2 separate regions of the Homo sapiens genome follow, and region 1 is linked to region 2. Evidence: read pairs that join two places in POLR2A ChIA-PET (ENCODE). Cell type or tissue: A673. All regions are shown on one strand. Links, peaks and the distances in the headings refer to the core of each region. The heading gives the core; the rest is flanking DNA.

Region 1 (2,805 bases), core at 183-2,682, 84 kb after region 2:
TCCTGACCTCGTGATCCGCCCTCCTCGGCTTCCCAAAGTGCTGGGATTACAGGCGTGAGCCACCGCGCCCGGCTAAGGGAAACACATTACTCTTAAAACAGATGTGAAGTGTAAATTTTCTTAGTATGGTGATATAAAGTCATTGTAACACATTTTTCCACACCTGTTTAGGAAAGACCTCCATCAAATCAGTTACTTTGTGAGTCTAAGTGCTAATTCCAGTGATAATTCCATTGCTAAAATATTTGAACTTGCATTTTAGAACTGCCTTCATGGTTCATTTACAAGAGACACCTTTTAATCACAGCACATTTCGACCTAGCTAAGTCACCTACTTTATTCACCAGTCTTGAATGTGCATGACTTTTAGATGTCTTTAAAAAGAAAAATCATAAAGATTTGCCATTTGAGCATAAAGATTTGCCACCAAGAAAGAGATTTACTAATGAAGGCAGAAGGCAGTCCAAGTAATATAGATTCTAAAGGCAGCTTGAGCAACAGAAGCTATCACTGGAAATAATTCTCCTGAGATGACCATTTTGAAAACAAAACAAAACAAAACAAAACTCAACAATTCTAGAATATTTTTGGGGGTAACATAGGTTAAAAAAAATAAACTATTGGTCACGTTCTGAAAGATATGCATTAATGCACATATCCTAAATGGAGGGGAAGATTCTCGTAGATACAAAGCAACTGGTTTACGTTTAAGCCATTTTGGAAATGCCCCACCAGGCTTTTTGCCCCCAGTGGTGACTTCCCACTAGCATCTCTGTGGAGTGCTTTTCCCTACATGTGTGCCTATACCAGGCCACAGCTGTTTCAGGAATTAGGGAGGAGGTCTTGCTGGTCTCTGTGGGCTTTTGATGAAGAATTCCCTATGGCAGCTGTCTGAACAAAACAGCCACTCAAGACTATTTTCTATGCATTATTCTTACCCTAGATGGAAGATTTCCAACCAGAAGTCCCCCACCCCCGCAAAATACCTTCTTTACATCATCTCATTTTCAGACTTTTAACCATTTTTGAATAAGATGTGATCGCCCTGCTGAAGTTATTTTCAAGAGCATACTTAGCCTGAACCCTCAAAGACCAAAGCAACTGATCCGCATCATCGCAAGTGTTGGCTCCGTGTTACCTGGGATGGGAGGGGACATGGCGGCCACCCAGTACCCCAACTGGGGGGCAATGTATGTCCACGTCAGCTGGCTGCCTTCCTGGTGCACAAGACCCAGACCGCTCTTCAGCCACGTTCCTGTGGAATTGAGAAAGAGATGTTAGCTACAAGCACACCACGCTCCTTTGTAAGGCTTGAGCATATTGTAAAAGTCATCTTAAATATCTTAAATGTCATGTTTATGACCTATAAGATAACCAAGATGGCCAAAGTGTCATCTAGGGACCCCAGGCAGCTTTCTGGAGAAATTCTTTTCAATTTCCTTTCAGGGAAAGATAAGCAACTTTAGTGTTCCTTTGCCTTCTCAATTAAATTACTTTCAGCCACTTTATCAAACAACCCTCCTTCCAAACACAGATGATTTTAGCAGAAGCCTTTGGAACTCAGAAGCAGAATACAGGCAGCATGATGGGGGCTGGTGGGAGTGAAAAGAGAGGGGGAAATCCGGCTCTATTCAAGCTCTTTGTCCTTGAGCAAATTTTCTATCCAGAGCTGCAGACTGGCTATATCAGAATTACCTAGGGGTGTTTTGAAAAAATAGATCCCTTCATCCCATCTTTGCAAACTCTCATCCAGTAACCCTGGCTTCAGTGAGCATTTTTAAAAGCTTCCAGTTTGTTCCAATGCTGGGAAACACCAAATACATCAAGGTCCCTGCTGTATCTTCCAGTTATTACTTTAGCTAGCATTTGAAAGTAACAAGCACCTGCTATGCACTAGCTATTCACAGCATACGTGTCTTATAATACACCATCTATAATTCTCACCACAACAATGAAGACTGGGGAGTTACAAAACTTTTCCAAGGCCTCTCGGTGGCTGAGAGCAGAGTGGGAATAGAACCTGGGGCTGCCTGACCTCAAGGCTGTGCTATTTCTTCTGCTCTGCCAGGCTGCATTTCCTAGAAACCTTCCCAGCATTTGATTGCATTTTTACTTTGTGAAGTTTCTAGGAGCAAACTCATTGAAGAGGATGAACTTGCCCAAGGTTGTTGGGCTATTTCCCAGCCAAAAATGGATGCCTTTTCCTGGGCTCACCTGCAGAGAGCCTTGCTCTGAGGCCTGCGATGGCAGCTGTGGGCAGAAGGCCAGGGAGAGGCTGGGCGAACCTCTAGACAGCCCGCGCACCCACTCCGACCTATCAGCATGGAGATGTCCCGGCATACACAGGCCTCCTGTGCAGCTCACCTCTCTCCTATAATCATCCTCACCTGAAATGGCTACGTGGGCGACCCTGTGGCTCTAAGGCCTAAATAGACCAGCTGTGCACCAAATGCAGGCATGCATCATTTAACAGGGATACATTCTGAAAATGCATTGTTCATCGCTGTGCAAACATCATAGAGCGTCCTTATGCAAACCTAGATGGTACTGCCTCCTACACACCTGGGCCACACGGTCTAACCCATTGCTCCTAGGCTACAAACCCGTACATCGTGTGACTGCGCTGAATACCATAGGCCACCGTCACACAATGGGAAGTATCTGTGTATCTAAACATAGAAAAGGTACAGTAAAAATACAGAATTATAGTCTTATGGGATCATCATTGTACATGTAGTTCATCGTTGACCCAATCATCATCCTGTGACTCATGCCTGTATTCTACCCAAATGCTTGCCTTGCTTA
Region 2 (2,805 bases), core at 143-2,642:
AAACTTGAGCAGACGCACGTGCATCTGCCTCAGAGACTACAATACCTAAACACTAACAATCCTCCTCCAAGCCCAGTCAAGGCCATGGGCTTGTGTGTTACACATGAAAATAGAAGCAAACCCTCTGTTAAAGGTAACAACAGTTGTCTAGTTTTATTGGGGCTCTGGCAGTTTGGGGAATCTAAATTGAAGCACGCTTTGCTTCAGTTTCCCATCCATCTACAAATGGTCCCCGGCATTACTCCTCTGGGGGAGACGTGCAGTGCATGCATTACTGTCATCCAACAGCCAGGCAGCCACGAGCCTTGGGTGGGGGGCACTGTCAGAGTAAATGCTCTGCAGGAGCAACGAGGGGATGAAGGAAAGAACTTCTAGAATGGAAACACAGCAGAGAAGGGAAGGGAAGGGGAGGGGAGGGAAAGAAGAGAGAGAGAGAAAACAAAGAAAGAGAAAGAGAGAGAGAAAGAAAGAGAGAGGATCGGCAGTGGTGTCTCACGCCTATAATCCCAGCACTTTGGGAGGCCGAGGTGGGCAGATCACGTGAGGTCAGGAGTTAAGAGACCAGCCTGGCCAACACGGTGAAACCTTGTCTTTACAACAATACAAAAATTAGCCAGGCATGATGGCAGGTAATCCCAGCTACTCGGGAGGCTGAGGAGGGAGAATCGCTTGAACCTGGGAGGTGGAGGTTGCAGTGAGCTGAGATCGCGCCATTGCACTCCAGCCTGGGTGACAAGAGCAAGACTCTGTCAGGAAAGGGAAAGGGAAAGGGAAAGGAAGGGAAGGGAAGGGAAAGGGAAGGGAAGGGAAGGGAAAGGAGGGAGAGAGAGAGAAGGAGAGAGAAAGAGAAAGGGAGAGAGACAGAGAGAAAGAAAAGAAAAGAAAAAAGGAGGGAGGGAGCGAGGGAGGAAGGAAGGAAGGAAGGTAGGGGGGAGAGACAGAGAGGGAGAGGGAGGAAGGAGGAAGGAGAGGGACAGGGGGAGGAGGGAGGGAGAGAGGGAGGAAAGGAGGAAGGAAGGACAGATGGAAGGAAGGAAGGAAGGAAGGGAAATCTGAACTCAGTGCTGAACTGGGATGAAAATGATCAAGAAAAGAAATCTCTAACCATGCCCCTTCCTCCCGGCCACACCCTGCCCTTCTCCTGACCCTCCTGATCCTCCTGATCCTCTAGAGACAAACTCTCCCACCAGAAGGACAAGCAATTTCCTCTGTACTTCAGATCCTGGGCAACCATAGCCTGTCGTTCCCAGCCCAAGTGTTGGAAACTGGACTCCTTTTTAGGTAAAACATTACGTTTGAATTCTAAGGTTCCTTTCTCAAAGCCAATATTCCCGCCAGCTCTTGGAGATTCCCCAGTTCTTTTTTTTTTTTTTTTAATTCCTCAAATAACGTAATAATACATGGAACATGAGACTACTTGAAATGAGAAGACAGCGCAGAGGACTGAATATGGAAATCAATGACTTTTTTCAATATGTAAAATTACTGAGACATTGTAGAACTTTGATACCATGCAAAGAATATTCTTCGCTGTAATTCAGAAAGTGGTTAGAAGTTTCAAGAGCCCTTCGGTTTTGCTGTATGTCAACACAGGGTGGACACCATTGAAAGGTACAATCGACCCTTAGAAGTTTATAAACAGCAACTTTGGACTTCTGTTCCACTTGGAATCTGAAATCTGTGGTGTGGAGCAATAATTTTAACTTGGGAAGCTTACTCATCGTACACAGCACAGAACAGGGTTTGTTTCATACAAACACTGTCAAGAACCCTAAGGAAACGAAGTTCTGAAGTCCAGCTGGAGGCAGGTGAAAGTCTTTTTGTCTCTGCTTGGAAGTCTCACAGCACAATCCAAGATGGCCACAGTTTTTGTAAGCTGTTTATCTTACATTTGTTTAACATCAAAATCATAAAGGTCCTATCTTAATGACACATACAAATTTAACAAAATACTTTTCCGGTTCTCATTATTATATCTTTGGATGACTTCTTTTCCTTGGGTGTCTTTTAAGTCCCCAACATTAAAAGGAGCAAATTTCTAGCAAAATGAAATTCATGTGTATCTGAACTCCAACAACACCATCTATTAGAAGACCTTACAATTTAAATAGGAATTGAGATCACAGCATATTTCAACTAATAATGCTTAACTGTGCATCAGTTTAGCTTAAAATGGCAAAGTAGAGCCCAGTCTTATAAAAATAGAACTACAATGACTATAATGAATTTGTCATGGTACTTTTTCTTTCTTGATTTAATTTTTTGTTCCTTGATTTCTTTCCTGGTTTCTGAGTTAAATCTTCTAACAGTAATATATCAAACTCAAACTATTTTGCAACAGACATGAATCAGCATCTTTGTTCCACATGACCCAATGACCAAAATGACCAACTCCATGAAGAAGACTTCAGAGTGATTTATTCCCTACCTAATTAGCTCATGGGTTGACCAGCACACCTCTACATGAAATGTCCCTTTGCGAAACATTGATATCCCAATGTTCACTATTTAAATGCTTTCTTTCTTCTTCTTCTTCTTTTTTTTTTTTTTTTTTCATTTTGAGGCAGAGTCTCACTCTGTCGCCCAGGCTGGAATGCAATGGCATGATCATGGCTCACTGTGACCTCCGCCTCCTGGGTTCAAGTGATTCTCCTGCCTCAGTTTCCTGAGTAGCTGGGATTACAGGCTTGTGCCACCACGCCTGGCTAATTTTTGTATTTTTAGTAGAGACAGGGTTTCACCATGTCGGCCAGCCTGGTCTTGAACTCCTGACATCAAGTGATCTGCCCGCCTTGGCCTCCCAAA

The links. ChIA-PET counts read pairs that join two places held together with the same protein. Peaks named below come from ENCODE experiments on the same cell type or tissue, not always from the same donor. Only the 100,000 strongest peaks of a DNase experiment are listed, where the experiment ranks them.
Region 1: POLR2A ChIA-PET joins it to region 2 with 10 read pairs; 3 of 35 experiments call an interaction of 5 or more read pairs at or near these places.

What each region holds. Positions count from the first base shown.
Region 1 is chr10:15,219,806-15,222,610 of GRCh38, forward strand. FAM171A1 (family with sequence similarity 171 member A1) reads right to left here. Exons shown (of 8, transcript NM_001010924.2): 6 at 1,139-1,255. All of the region lies in intron 1 of FAM171A1-AS1 (FAM171A1 antisense RNA 1), which reads left to right. Among named protein-coding and RNA genes, the nearest start is that of FAM171A1-AS1, 13 kb to the left of the region's middle. In A673, for the core only: no CTCF peak of the experiment used is centred there; no DNase peak of the experiment used is centred there.
Region 2 is chr10:15,135,469-15,138,273 of GRCh38, forward strand. All of the region lies in intron 2 of NMT2 (N-myristoyltransferase 2), which reads right to left. It overlaps LOC107984210 (a long non-coding RNA gene), which reads left to right. Exons shown (of 2, transcript XR_007062067.1): 1 at 1-2,805. Among named protein-coding and RNA genes, the nearest start is that of NMT2, 32 kb to the right of the region's middle. In A673, for the core only: no CTCF peak of the experiment used is centred there; no DNase peak of the experiment used is centred there.